2 separate regions of the Homo sapiens genome follow, and region 2 is linked to region 1. A link is an interaction called in ENCODE POLR2A ChIA-PET data of the cell type or tissue named here. Cell type or tissue: endothelial cell of umbilical vein. All regions are shown on one strand.

Evidence for each region. ChIA-PET counts read pairs that join two places held together with the same protein. Peaks named below come from ENCODE experiments on the same cell type or tissue, not always from the same donor. Only the 100,000 strongest peaks of a DNase experiment are listed, where the experiment ranks them.
Region 2: POLR2A ChIA-PET joins it to region 1 with 6 read pairs; 2 of 35 experiments call an interaction of 5 or more read pairs at or near these places.

The regions. Positions count from the first base shown.
Region 1 is chr12:77,290,273-77,298,272 of GRCh38, reverse strand. All of the region lies in intron 2 of LINC02464 (long intergenic non-protein coding RNA 2464), which reads left to right. Among named protein-coding and RNA genes, the nearest start is that of LINC02464, 23 kb to the left of the region's middle. In endothelial cell of umbilical vein, no CTCF peak of the experiment used is centred here; a DNase peak (open chromatin) is centred at 3,992; H3K27ac peaks cover 312 bases.
Region 2 is chr12:77,405,442-77,413,441 of GRCh38, reverse strand. No RefSeq gene overlaps it. Among named protein-coding and RNA genes, the nearest start is that of LINC02464, 92 kb to the right of the region's middle. In endothelial cell of umbilical vein, no CTCF peak of the experiment used is centred here; a DNase peak (open chromatin) is centred at 4,271.

The DNA.
Region 1 (8,000 bases):
CCATTCTAAACTTCCCAGAAACAACCACTATTCTGATTTCTATCAGCAGAAATCAGTTTTTCCTGTTGTGGAAGTTCATATAGATGGCATCATACAGTACTTTTTTGTGTCTATTTTTCCCACTTAATACCGTATGTCTGAGATTCATCTATGTTGTTTCAAATGCAGTCAGTATTTTACTTTTTACTGTCTAATAGTATACCATTGTATGGATATACCATTTGTTTATCCATTCTATCCTGTTGATAGGCAGGTGAATTTGGGTTGTTTCCAGTTTAAGGATATTGTGAATAAAGCTCCTCTGAACATTCATGTGAAGTTTTTGTGTGAACATACTTTTATTTGCGGGGGGATCAATCTGGATCATAAGGGAGTGTGTATTTATTTCATAGGAGAAGAATTTCCCAATGTTTGTGTAATTTTATACTCCATAGCTGGTGGAAATTTAAGAAGTATCAGATGATATTTTAGGCCTTCTCTCAAATCGACCCCAGCTAAATAAAAGAGAGTTACTGGCAGGGCTAAGAGAAATAATTCACGTATCTATCTCTTCTAGCCAAAGCATGCAGATGCTCCAATACCCCATTTTATGATAGCAAACAGATTTCAGGAAATACTAAATATTGCCCAAAGTCAAACAGCTGATAAGTGCAACCAGAATTCAAACCCAGCTCCATTCCCTCTACAGCAAAACCAATGGTCTTCTTCCTAAAGAAACTTCCAAAGCACTGAAGTAACCCCAGCTCTAACCATTGGCAAGAGACAAGAGGCAAAAAACGGGAGAGATTCACAACACAGTGGCAATCTCTTCTCTATTCACTGTGGAAGAGGAGGGTGAAAGACCACCAGCTTTTCCCTAGAGATCTTTCCCAAGTATATTTTTCAGCTCCACCCCTTGTTTCGGGGGGGAAAAAAAGACTTTGTTAAGCAGATGCTTCTTAGTTACCTATCTGGGATACCCAAAAGGAGCTTTATGTCAACCTCATTTTTTTTTTCCCACCTCCTCAGTTTGACCCTAGGAGATTGTTATTGTTACTATTACTGTTACTGCCAATTAAAAGACAAGGAAACAGAATCTCTCTGTTTCCCTTATTTGTCTAGGATCACCCAGATTAGTGTGTCTTTCTCATCCCTTAGTTTTTGGCTTCTGGAAAAGAGAGACTATTACCTTCTTGCTTTAATACCCTCACTGCCAAGCATCCTGCAGACTAAAACCCAGGCAGACAGTCGATGGTGAATGACTGAATGAATGAATGAATGGGTGGGTGGATCCAAGCCAAGTCTTTTGGCTTCAGGATCACAGGTCTTTTCATTAGGCAGTATATACTAAAACCTTATTTTCCTCATTTTTAAAACCAGAAGACTGGACAAGATAACCTCTAAGATTTTGTTCAATTCAGAAAGGCTAGGATTCCATCGGTCTATGCTCAATACAAACCTTTAAAGGAAAAGAACAGAAATTTTATCTGACAATACCTTATATTACCAAAGAGAGAGTTCTGAGTCCTTGAATGCAGGAGAGAACCTACTGTGACTAATGAGTAAAAGGTCCCTTGGGATAAAGTCTGTCAAGAAACTAAAAGCTAATCCAAAGGTGACTTTGAACACATTCCCCTTCTCAAATAGCACAGGCTTAAAAACCAGATTTTCACTCTTTGTGGGGTAATGGATAGAAGTTCTGAAAAATCATTTACATGAAAAATATAAGCACCTTATTTGCATATATGATAACAGCATTTGAGGAAAAACAGAATGTGGACATATAAATTAGTTTAGGGAATAAGAAGAAGAAAACAAACTATGCACCACACACATAAACAAATGTTCAAAAAATAAGTAAAAGAAGATCAATCACCTCTTGTTTATGCACACAATTCCAGATGGTCCCTGATAGTGTCAGGCTCTTCTCTTTGGTTCTTTGTTAATCTTATTGCTGTGGTGTTCCCAAGCATTGCCACCTGTTTGTATGGTTTTAGGCATTAGATTTGAAGACATTCATTTTGCCAGGTCATTGTCCCTGATATCAACCAAAGTCCTTTGCTAAGGCTGAAACTCTCAAAGAAATGAAGCCCTCTACTTTCTCTTCCTAAGTAGAAATCATGCATCATAAGATTCCAATCCCTGCTTACATTTTCATTCCATTTAGGCAACTGATAAATTAAAAGTGCATTTTCTTGGGTGTGAAATATCAACAATTCATGATTCAATCCCTTTTCTCTACTGCACATGAACAGATTTTAAAAATTTAATCTGTGGGTATAGATCACTCTGAACAGTAGGCTTCTCTGATATGTCATTTTACATAATTTAATGGAAACTGTGGCTTGCAATCCACTGGGAATATAATATTACCATCTTCAAAGTGTTTTTTAGATCCAACACTCAGTCTCTCATCAAGCTGAAAGATCTTATGCAAAATAATAATAAAAAGACCTCAAAGGTCCCTTCACAGAAGCAATTAATACCTTTAGAATAGGCTGATTTCTCTCTGTTTGGGAGAAGGTTTCATTATGTGCAAATTGTGCATTCATCCTTCAATTCAGAATCCTATTGTTTCTGAAAACACAATACTCGTGTTCCTGTGGAGAGTAAAATTGACCCTATTTTTGATGTCTTGCATAGCTCCTATTTGGATACTTTAATGTGTTTCCCTGTATGTAATGACAGAAAATACCATAATTAATTTTCCGATAAGTATTAACTTGAACTGAAAAAAATAAGCCAAAGACAAATTATATCATTCTAAATGGACCTTCCAACTTCAAATCCCTTCTTAATTATGTCAATGGCTTTTCATTATTATTGGGGGAAAAAAACAAACCTGTGCCTCTACACCTTGGTACCACATGCTCTCACAATCTCCTTCCCTTCAAGGACATCTTGCTGTTCCTTCCCCAATTCTCTGTGATCCACCATACCCCATACCTGCCTACTTCTGATTTCTCCACAGTCTTTGCTTCTACCTACCATAGGTATTTCTAATATGCTGAAAATCTATCCCCACTTCTTACCCCCAGAGGTACACTACTCTTTAATTGGTTAAGGATACTCTTCCATTAAATTCCAGCTCCATGATCATGTTCCTCAGGAAAGCTCTTACCAGGTGATATGGTTTGGCTGTGTCCCCACCCACATCTCACCTTGAATTGTAATAATCCCCACGTGTCAAGGGCAGGGCCAGGTGGAGATAATTAAATCATGAAAGCAATTTTCCCCATACTGTTCTCCTGGTAGTGAATAAGTATCATGAGATCTGATGGTTTTAGAAATGAGAGTTCCCCTGTACAAGCTCTCTGGCCTGCCACTATGTAAGATGTGACTTTGCTCTTCCTTCATCCTCTGCCATGATTGTGAGGCCTCCCCAGCCATATGGAACTGTGAGTCTATTAAACTTCTTTCCTTTATAAATTACCCGGTCTCAGGTATGTCTTTATTAGCCACATGAGAATGGACTAATATACCAGGTCTTATCAGGTCTCATTTTGTCATTTGTTTCTCCGTAACTACACTGATCAAAGTAGTAATTTTACTATATTTGTGTGATTCTTTGATGAATATCATCTTCCCCATTCCATAAGGCAAAAACCATAACTTTTTTGTGCTCATCAGTACATCCTCTGTCACATAGTGTTCAATACATGTATTTATTCAAGAAACTAAAAGTTTTAAAGTTTTTATGTTCTTTAACCTACATAAAGAACAAACTTCAGTGTGGAAATCCTATGCAAGGAAAATTACAAGATATAGAGAAATGTTTCTTTCCAGTAAAGACATTGGAGGAGAACACTAACAGAAGTCAAAGGGAAATCTAATTAATATTGGCTTTAAAGAAGAAAAATTATGCAATTTTGTTGGAGAGCAAAGTAGTCAGGTACAAGTTGATTTGATGATTCTATATCAAGATCCCTGGTGTTTTGCTAGGTCATTTGTTTAAAATGACTCATTCTTCCTTTCAAGCAGCAAAAGCTCAATCTCACATTCAAAAATGCCCGTAGCACAAAGGTTGCTTCAACATTTGGACTTGAAGGAAAATATTTATAAACCTGTGTATGAAAATATATTTTCCTCTGACTTGCCTTTGTGCTCAGGCCCAATAAATATCCTGTTTGTACACCCTAAAGGCTCTCTTGAGATAGGTATGGGCCAAGGCCTGAAAGTGGCCTGTGTCTCTTTTCTCACATTCCATTGGTCATAACTCAGTCACATGCAAGGGGGGTTAGGAAGTTTAGAAAAGCAAAATACCAAAAAAAAAAAAAAAAAGAAAATTTGAAATAGCTAGCCAGTTTCGGCCATAGTGTCCACATCTCCTGACCCCACATTCCTCTGAGATGTTATTTCTTTGCATCAAAGATATTATTTTCAATCTCTATTTATGGACTTGCTGAAAGTTGATTCGACTTATAATTAATGTATTTGTTTATTATTCCTAAGAATATTTTCTCCAACCATTGTGCTTCGTAAAATGCCTGCCACGAATTAGTTATTAACCAGGAATGGCTTTTCTCTAAGTCTGACATCCTCTGCTGTGAGTTGGCCTCATGTGCTTTCCTGCCCTGTAGTAAGTAGAGGGTGCTTGAAACATTCTCTTCGGCAGGAGAAAGGGAGCTAAATATGAACTTTATCTCCCACTGAATAGAAAAATCCATTAAAATGTCCCCCAGTGGCAACGACCACAAAGTATTTCTTTCTAATTATCTTATCCCCTCATCTTACAAAATATGACCAATATTTACATGTTTGTTTGCTTGCTTTTATCTGGGACCTCTAAGAAACCTTAGTCCTAAAGTATGACTCTTCCTTCCCCAATATACTGCTTCTTTAGGTTCAAAAAGTACTAATACAGAATGGCCTTAGATGAATCTGTGTCTTGGATAAATTGCCCTAGCATCTTCAAAAGCTTCACTTGTATTTGTGTGTGTTCAGCTCGGTAGATCAGTTAACTCAAACCTTTGCACTTTTTTCCAGCCAGATAAATGAGAAAAAATTGCACTTTAATTTTATTTCAATGATAAGAAAATTAAAGTTATTTCTGTTAAAAACCTTAATATGGTCTAAAAAATCTCAACAAATTTTTTTATCATCTGAAACGACTTTAATGGATTTTCTCTAGTATGCCATTAGTACAAATCCATTTTGTTTTATTGAGGTCAAACTACATTCCCTTGTCTTGTTCCCCAGGAGAAGGAAATTAGGTAAAAATTAGCTCACTGTGGTTGTATTCTCTTTATATTGCTGCATAAAGGAGACAGCCAACAAAAGGGCAAGCTGGTAACTTGCAAGGATCAAGCACTTTATATTAGGCCAGAGTTTCTATGTTGTAAGGGGAAAAAATAAGAAAGTGCAAAAGACAACCTAAAAATAAAAGAGTCTAAGAATCAAAGAAGATAGGGTTATTGACTTTGAAAATTTTTCTTCAAAATGTGTATATTTTATGTATAACCACATTAATTATTAAGCTACACAGAAAGTCAACTTAAGTAAATAAATCACACTAGAAGTCAACACATGTAAATAGACACCACACATATACAGTGGGTGTTGGAGGTTAGCATTCTTTTTTTTTTTGGAAAGAAAGAAGTAAAACTTTTTTTATACTTTAAGTTCTGAAATACATGTGTAGAACATGCAGGTTTATGACATAGGTATACATGTGCCATGGTGGTTTGCTGCACCCATCAACCCATCATCTACATTAGGTATTTCTCCTAATGCTATCTCTCCCCTTGCTCCCCACCCCCTGACAGGCTCTGGTGTGTGATGTTCCCCTCCCTGTGCCCATGTGTTCTCATTGTTCAACTCCCACTTACAAGTGAGAACATGTGGTGTTTGGTTTTCTGTTCCTGTGTTAGTTTGCTGAGAATGATGGTTTCCAGCTTCATTCATGTCCCTGCAAAGGACATGAATTCATTCATTTTTATGGCTGCATAGTTTTCCATGGTGTATATGTGCTACATTTTCTTTATCCAGTCTAACATTTAGGGACATTTGGGTTGGTTCCAAGTCTTTGCTATTGTGGATAGCGCTGCAATAAACATACATGTGCATGTGTAGAATGATTTATAATCCATTGGGCATATACCCAGTAATGGGATTGCTGGGTCAAATGGTATTTCTGGTTCTAGATCCTTGAGGAATCACCACACTGTCTTGCACAATGGTTGAACTAATTTACACTCCCACCAACAGTGTAAAAGCATTCCTGTTTCTCCACATCCTCTCCAGCATCTGTTGTTTCCTGATATTTTAATGATCGCCATTCTGACTGGTGTGAGATGGTATCTCACTGAGGTTTCAATTTGCATTTCTCTAATGACCAGAGATGATGAGCATTTTTTTATGTGTCTGTTGGCTGCATAAACGTCTTCTTTTGAGAAGTGTCTGTTCATATCTTTTGCCCACTTTTTGATGGGGTTGTTTGTTTTTTTCTTGTAAATTTGTTTAAGTTCCTTGTAGATTCTGGATATTAGTTCCTTGTCAGATGGATAGATTGCAAAAAATTTCTCCAACTCTGTAGGTTGCCTGTTCACTCCGATGTTAGTTTCTTTTGCTCTGCAGAAGCTCTTTAGTTTAATTAGATCCCATTTCTCAATTTTGGCTTTTTTTGCAATTGCTTTTTGTGTTTTAGTCATAAAGTCTTTGCCCATGCCTATGTCCTGAATGGTATTGCCTAGGTTTTCTTCTAGGGTTTTTATGGTTTTAGGTCTTACATTTAAATCTTTAATCCATCTTGAGTTAATTTCTGTATGAGGTGTAAGGAAGAGGTCCAGTGTCAGTTTTTTGCATTATGGCTAGCCAGTTTTCCCAACACCATTTATTAAATAGGGAATCCTTTTCCGATTGCTTGTGTTTGTTAGGTTTGTCAAAGATCAGATGGTTGTAGATGTGTGGTGTTATTTCTGAGGCCTCTGTTCTGTTCCATTGGTCTATATATCTGTTTTGGTACCAGTACTATGCTGTTTTCATTACTGTAGCCTTGTAGTATAGTTTGAAGTCAGGTAGCATGATGCTTCCAGCTTTGTTTTTTCTGCTTAGGATTGTCTTGGCTATATGGGCTCCTTTTTGGTTCCATACGAAATTTAAAGTAGTTTTTTCTAATTCTGTGAAGAAAGTCAATGCTAGCTTAAGGGGTGTAGCATTGAATCTATCAATTACTTTGGGCAGGATGGCCATTTTGACGATATTCGTTCTTCCTATCCATGAGCATGGAATGTTCTTCCATTTGTTTGTGTCCTCTCTTATTTCCTTCAGCAGTGGTTTGTAGTTCTCCTCGAAGAGGTCCTTCACATCCCTTGTAAGTTGTATTCCAAGGTATTTTATTCTCTTTGTAGCAATTGTGAAAGGGAGTTTGCTCATGATTTGGCTCTCTGTTTGTCTATTTTTGATGTATAGGAATGCCTGTGATTTTTGCACATAGATTTTGTATCCTGAGACTTTGCTGAAGTTGCTTATCAGCTTAAGGAGTTTTTGGGCTGAGACGATGGTGTTTTCTAAATATACAATCATGTCATCTACAAACAGATAATTTGACTTCCTCTCTTCCTATTTGAATATCTTTATTTCTTTCTCTTGCCTGATTGACCTGGCCAGAACTTCCAGTACTATGTTGAATAGGAGTGGTGAGAGAGGGCATCCTTGTCTTGTGCCGGTTTTCAAAGGGAATGCTTCCAGCTTTCTCCCATTTAGTATGATATTGGCTATGGGTTTGTCATAAATAGCTCTTATTATTTTGAGATATGTTCCATCAATACCTATTTTATTGAGTGTTTTTAGCATAAAGAGGTGTTGAATTTTATCGAAGGGCTTTTCTGCATCCATTGCGATAATCATGTGTTTTTTGTCATTGGTTCTGTTTATGTGATGGATTATGTTTATTGATTTGCATATGTTGAACTGGACTTACATCCCAGGGATGAAGCCAACTTGATTGTGGTGGATAAGCTTTTAATGTGCTGCTGGGTTCAGTTTGCCAGTATTTTATTGAGGATTTTCACATCGATATT
Region 2 (8,000 bases), 120 kb before region 1:
CAGAGAAGAGAGCCAGGGAGAAACAGAAGGCAGGTGAATAAGGAAAGAAAAGCAACAAGACTAGATGAACCCAAGTGAGGCTGAGGCTCACCCATTTCTTAGACAGGGGATCTGAATATAAATCAAAATCACATTATATTTTCATTTTAATTTTCTAAGTATGTTTTTACATTTAAGCTATCTAGCATACTTCTTTACCATTCCATACCAAATGTAGGCTTAATAATTTTAGTCATTTTTGTCAATAAAATACCGCAATTCTCCCATCCATTGTATATTGTGCCTAGTCAATATATGTTGGCCCCATTCTTTTCAATATTAAGGTAACTCTTTTAGGTATCCTTAAGGAAAGCCACCTGAGCCAAGTGGAGATGCAGCCAAGTGGAAATCACTATTCAGATTCTGTGCCTCAAGTGTGCAGACCAGGTAAGCAACACCTGCAACCCTTCTGTAGAGTGGCACCTGTACAAGGCCTGCTCCTGCTTGGGTGAAACACGTGTTACATTAACTAATTTTAAGACTGCCTACGCATTAAATTCATACAAATTGGGAATTTTTAACCACATAAAGTGGCTTAGTTGTCAAGATATCTTTGCAGTATTTTTAATGGTAGACATAAGAACTAATGAAATGCCTTATAATATTTAATACGAGGCAGTAGTTCAGCTACAGGGGAGATTCCTATTTCTGTTAGTGTGGATGAATCTGTACTTGAGCTCAGAAATTTAGATGTGTAATTATAAGGCGAAAATAGATGTTGGAGAGAAATTAAGAATTTTAAGCATGAGAACACACAGAACAGAGTCATTTTATCTTACAGTTTTCTATATTTTCAGTAAAATTAATCTGAAAGACACAGAAAAACCAATCCTTTAAGCAGCTGTTATTAAATTACTGACTTTAATAATGAATGATACATAGATATCAAGAGAAATTTTTCACTTCATGTCTAGGATACCTAATGATGTTTGAACCTTGACTATTACAATATGATTTTAACTAGATTTTATGTTAAAGCTACAAGATCTTAGCACCGTTTGATAATAAATAGAGATAAAATTTCATGTTTAGGCTTTAAAATGCTACATATTCAATGTCAGAAATGAAGTGATATTTCAAAAAAAGCAAACATCTGAGTCTTAGCTCTTCTGACTGTGGAATTTTTCAGAGTCCTTCAGTAGAGAAAAAAAATATGGGAATTCTGCAGACCTCAGAACACCTTACAGCTTTTACAGAAGACTCAAATTGCTCAATTTATAGGCCACATTCATACTAGGGTCTTTTTGTCTCCAACTAAACTTTTTCGTTTCTATTCTGATGATATAAGAAAAATATATATTACAAGAAAGGGCATGAATTAGTTGGTCATTAGGGAAAAATAAACCTTTTTGCAAATTAAAGTTTCATTGTCATGCTTAGCCTGTTTGTTCCAGCTACAATGTGATTATTCTTCCTCTTATTTCTATATGTAAGAGTTCTATGGATCATAAAGAATCTAGAAAATAACATTAACAATAATAGTAACAGCAGAAATCCCCTATAAAGCACCTACCATATGCTAAGCACAATGTTAGGCAATTTATGAATATTTTCCCTCCTTCCTGAAACAACCCAGTACTGATAAGTATCAGTATCACATTTCACCGACAATAAAATTACAGGCTTAAGAAGACTGAATAGCCTGTCCAAAGTTATTCAGCTAGTAACTAGAAGAGCTAGAAATCAAATCAAAGTTAGCTCAAAGCCCTCACCCAAAGACCAAGGAGTCAGACCAGTTGTGACATGGGCATAGGAAGGATAAGGGAGAAGATGCAATGAGAGGATATATTTTTTCTTCTCTGTAGCAGCTTCCTTCCTGACCTCTCTAGCATGGCATAAGTCAATGCTGGGATTAATACCAGGGTGCTTTTTAACAGAAAAAAAAAAATCTACAGTCTTGTGTAAGACATGCAGGAGGTGAAGTTAAATCAAATCATAGAATACCTTACTTTAGAAAAGAAAGCTTCGAATATCTTTAATATGTTTCTTTCTTCTTTAATATCTATGCAAACAATACAAAGCTTGATGATTTTTAAAACACAGACTTCTTGCCAATACATTCTAATCAAATGACCTATGCAAGGTGTTAAGCTCAGTATTTTGCTCTGTATAAAAGTAACCTCACATGTATTAGACCTAGATAGAACATAAGAGTGTTAATGAGTTAATTCGAGTGACTTCATGTGGTGGATTTTTTTTCCCACAAAAGTTTTATCATTTTTCTCAGGTAAGCCAATGTTAATAAAAAGACTTATTCCTTATAAGAGACTAGCATGGTGCTAAGGCACCACCATGTTCCCAGGTACCCACTGATCCCAGGTGATAACAGAGTTCACAATCATTCACTTGAACTACCAGTTTGGGCTTCTTTCTCTTAATATTTTCTAGAAAGAAAGTTTTTCCCAAAACATCTTTCATATCTCACTTCATTGTTTCATTTTTCAGTTGTCACAACAGAAGTTAGTAGGAATGAACTAAACAAATATAGTAATAAAAACACTTAATAATGTCTTGACATCAAAAATCACAAATCATGAAATTTAAAAACTGATAAACTGGACTTGAAGCTAAAAAACTTTTCAATTCAAAAGATTCCAATAAGAAAATGAAAAGACAGACCACAGACAGTAAGAAACTACTTTGTAAATCATATCTGATGAAGGACTTATATCTGGAATACATAAAGAACTCCTACAACCAAATAATAAGTAGAAAAGTAAATTCAAAAAATGGAAAATAATTTAATAGATATTTTACCAAAGAAGCAGTAAGAATGGCCAATAAGCCCTTGAAATCATTTTTCATTAGGGAATGTGAAGTAGAACCACAATGAGATACCATTACACATTCATTAAAATGACTAAAATAAAAAGACAATATCAAATGCTGATGAGGATGTGGAGAAACCAGACCACATACATTTCTGGTGAAAATTGGCATAGCCACCTTGGGTAACAAATTGGCAGTTTATTAAAAATTACACACATACATGATGTAAGACCCAGCAATTCCACTTCTAGAAATCTAAGAGAAATAAAAACAAATGTTCACAAAAGACTTGCACACTAATAGTCGCAGCAGTATTATTCGTAATAGCCAAATAATGGAAAGAATCCAAATGTCCATTCTTTTAACATGGACAGGTAAATGTGGCATGTCCACACAATGGAATATTCAGCAATAAAGTGGAATGAACTACTGACAGGTGCTACAGTGTGGATGGACTTCAAAACATTATGTAAAGTGAAAGAATCTATAAACAAAAGACAACATATTATGTGATTACATTCATATGAAGTATCCAGAAAATGCAAGACAGCCTATCAGTGATTGCTCAGATTGAGGCTTACTACCAATATGCTTGGAGAAATTTGGGGGTTGGTTGAATTTTTCCAAAACTCAATTGCAGTGTTTGTGGCACAACTCTATACATTTTTTCAAAATCATTCCATTATATACTATAGTGAGTGAATTTTAGTGCATGTACAATATACCCAAGTAAAGTTAACATAATAATGCCTTATATTACTATACTTTTTATTTTTCAGCTGTAAAAGAAAATGTTTAAATCCAAACAACATACTGAGGCTAAACATGTGACATCACTGTGTCCACTACTCAGAAATAAGAAATGTTGACATGCTTTATATTTCTCCAGCTGCTTCCATATGCATTATACCTAATCTACTCCAATTCTGCAAGGGAAGTAGAATTGTTATCATCCAAATATTTCATAAGTAGAAGCAGGCAGAAATTGCAAAATAATGAACTTCAAATATAATTAAAAGTCAATATATTAAAATTAGAACATTATTTATAAAATTCTAATTTGGCATCATTCTACTTGTCTAAATTTTAGCAAGTTTAAAATTGACAAGCCTATCAGAATTCATTTCTTCCCATAATTCACAGGTAATTCCAAAGACTTAAAGGCAATTTAAGTTTATTCTTTTTGACAAAATGTCTGATGGCAGTCAGAATCTTAGATTCCTCCTTTTATAAGTAATCTTAGTGGCAGCTTTGATAATATCATGTACGCTTTCTGTTCCTGTTTCCTTCCTCTTATAAAAAAAAAAAGAGGAAAACATGTCTTTCCTTCTTCACAAGATTGTGACAGGCATACAGCCAAATTATACTCATATCCTATAAATCTGTAACTAAAGTTTTAAAGTTGTAATAAATCATATGTAAAACTTCACTTCATGGTTATTGAAAAAGCCCCTCAAAACTGCTGAGAATGTTATTCAAGCTGAACTACATGAGCCATTACCAGCTGATAACAGGCATCCCTATCCTCAAAGAACTCATGACCCAGAGGTGGAAAACAAATCATTTAAATGTAATATGATCAGCTCCCCCTTTTTTCTTCACTTAATACATTTAAAGGTTATATTAGGACACATTCTTTCTGGTAAAAGTTTCTACACATTTAAATGGTTTTAGCTCTGCCAAACAAAAGTGCTACATCCCAATTTGGTATGACTTAGAGTATCACTCTCCCCCAGGAAAGTGATCTTGCAATGCTTTAAGACATTCTGGTTTGGGCAGAAGACACACCAAGTTGTTTGCAATAAGCACCTTAATTAGCTGCCCAAAGAAACATTCAGTTGTCTGATGACAACTGCCTTGGGTGACAACGAGTTACATCTATAAAACAAAACCTGCAGCTTTGAAAGTCACCGTTTACTTATTTATATGTAAAATTGGAAGGCTTGATTCAAGAGAAAAACAGCAACTCTAGTCATCAATGAAATTTTCTAATGAAAAGTTTGCTCCCAGCTTGGATGGGTGAACCAAATACATTTCACAGCTGCTCCAATTAAATAAGGATAACTTAAGTAAACAACAGCTCTTGCATATGATCTCAATAAAAACAACAGTGTCTTGTGGATTCATGCTTGGGACTGACTCAACTACAAGGTTATTCCTCCGAGAAACAGCATATACCACAATGGTATTCCTTAAAATACTCTCAAATCTGCCTTCTTTCTCACCTCTGAAATATCAGGAAATGCCTGCAATCTGTAAAAAAAAAAAAAAAGTTCCACCCAGACACTATTGCTTGAACACTGGTCAACAATGTGCAGTTTTTAAATGATAAACTGCATTTCCTTTTACCAGCCAAATACTAAGAACATCTGTTGGCTGAGCTTAGTGGATTGGAAGAGAACATGGGCTCACCACTGCAGAGGCAAGTTTGCATCCATCCCTGAGATCCACCCACTGCCCAACACTGCTTGTTCCTAATAGACTTTTGAATAGAAAGTGCTGGGCTTTCTCTCTGAACAGGGAGTAACCCCAAGTAAGGTTATAATCAATGACAACAATGGAATAACGGCTATTCTGTATGGCTGTTAATCTGAAAAGAATGTAAAACCTTTAAGAAATACAGGAGTCTCTACATTCATTTTTGAAACTGAGCCATTACTGAGGCAGAAGAGAGGAACTCATCAAACCCTACAGATGTACTCTGCAAACAAATAATACCCTAAACTCAAAACAGACCTTTAATGAGATATTTGAGTCTGGAAGCTTAGAAAAAACGTTATTCTGAGACTTAGAAGTGAAAAGAACTAATGTTTAGTCCTGCACGGTTATTTGGCCCACGGTTAGAGAGTACGTGTGTCATCTCCTCTTTCATGGAGCCACTGAGGTGGAGGGGCATCACTAAGCTCTATTTGTTGAGTATGGAACGCTGCAGGTAAAGGAATTAGGAGAGGGGCCCAATAATTAAGAACATATATGCAAGGAAATATAGTGATTCTCAGGACAGTCTGTTACTGGAAAGCTGCAGAAAAATTTAACTTTCATTCCCCTATTTTGAGAAAGTAAACAGATTTGAGAGTTTCTACAAGGCCTCAGATTAGCTATAATTTCATTACTCTAAATGGGTTTCCAAAAGGTGGAACAAATAACCGTAATAAAACTACTATTAGGCTGGGCATGGAGTAGGTTAGGCCTGTGCACATAATTCCAACACTTTGGGAGGTTGAAGCAGAAGGATTGTTTGAGACCAGGAATTTGAGACCAGCCTGGGCAACATAGCAAGATCTCACCTCTACAAAAAATAAAAAATTAGCCAGGTGCCGTGACACATGCCTATAGTCCTAGCTACTCAGAAGGCTGAGGTGGGATGACTCCTTGAGCCCAGGAATTCAAGGTTAGAGTGAGTTACGATGGTGCTACTGCACTCTAGCCTGGACCCCACAGTGAGACTCTGTCTCAAAAATAAATAAATAATCTACTCTTCTTTGCAGGATCTAGAACTTCCCCAGTCCCGTTAATCCATCAGAGCCAGGTGGGGCCAGGCTATTCACATAGGTATCTCTTGGCTTATCTGTGGCTCTTAATGCTATTAAGACCACCGCTCCACCACCGCATTTTCCAGTATTCTCATAGTGAAGAGGCCTTCAGATATCATTCAAACTCTAAATTACTAATACAAGTGATTTATTCACTGTAAGATTTTCCTAGGAGAATTTGATGCACAGCTTCAAGTTTCCTCAAGTTTATACATAATCACTAACGTGGTAGTGTCTCAGAAGTGTACAGGATGTACATGCTTTCAAGGCCCAGAATAAATTCTGTGTATCATACTTTCTAACCACAGCAGGATGGGGTATAAAACTTCCCAAGGGCATTTCAGGCAGAGTTTAACACTGGCTGTTCGAATGCTTATTGTCTCAAATATGGCAATGAATACTGCATTCATAGAAGTGATGCAAACATGCTACTTTGCTTTAAGAACAGGTCACTTGCTTTTAACCAGATTCCAAAATCACTAAATTTGCTGGATGAAACACAGAATTCAATCCACTGATCAGTATTTTCTTGCAACCGTTATGAAAGAAACACACTGTCTTGAGAAGGATTGGCTATATCTACATAAGAGGTCTATAAATTTCTGAAAACCTTTGCTCCCATCCTCAGGGTGATGAATTATCTTAGCAACCATTATATTATGCTAGCTCTGCGGAGGTTTTTGAAATAAGATCACATGGTTCAACACTAGTTTCCAGTGTTTTCCTAGGAACATAATTACTTGAAATGATCCATTAAGAAGAATCATGTGGTCAAGTATGTGTGGGAAACACCATAGTCACCAGCTCTATATTCACAAAGCACAATAGCATATTCAAGGCTCTGAGAAGACTTGCAGTGAAGAACCCTGTTTATCCATCTAACCTAGCATTTTGCATATTTAGTAGCCATAGAAGCCTTTTCTCATATCTCTCTCATAAGATTATAGCCTATAGCCCAAGTGTCCCTAAAACACATACTTCCCCAACTGCTGCTGCTTTAATCCATGAGATTTCTCTATTATTTAAATAATTGAATAGATTATGAATAATAATAAAGATTATTCAGAGGTTTGTTTGTAACTAGCTGGCTTATTTGTCTCCCATACCTTGAATGCCAGCTCCTCGTGGGGGAGGATTACAACTTCCTCACTTTTGTTTTTTTCTTTGAGAAGGAATCTTGCTCTGTCGCCAGGCTGGAGTGCAACGGCGTGATCTCAGCTCACTGCAACTCTGCCTCCCAGGTTCAAGCGATTCTCCTGCATCAGCCTTCTGAGTAGCTGGAACTATAGGCGCCTGCCACCATGCCTGGCTAATTTTTGTATTTTTAGTAGAGAGGAGGTTTCACCATGTTGGCCAGGCTGGTCTCGAACTCCTGACCTCAGGTGATCTGCCCACCTCGGCCTCCCAAAGTGCTGGGATTACAGGTAGGAGCCACCACACCGTGCCTACGTCTTCCTCAATTTTGCATTCCGATGACCTAGGAGATGTTCAGTAAATGTGTAATGACTGAATAAGTATCTTCTATATTCCCAACATCAGAAGTGTTTTGTGCTGAATGGTATCCTCCCCAAATTATATGTTGAATCCTAAGCGCCAATACCTCAGAAAGTGACTTTATTTGTAATTAACATTAAAACAAAGTCACTAGGGTATAGTCTA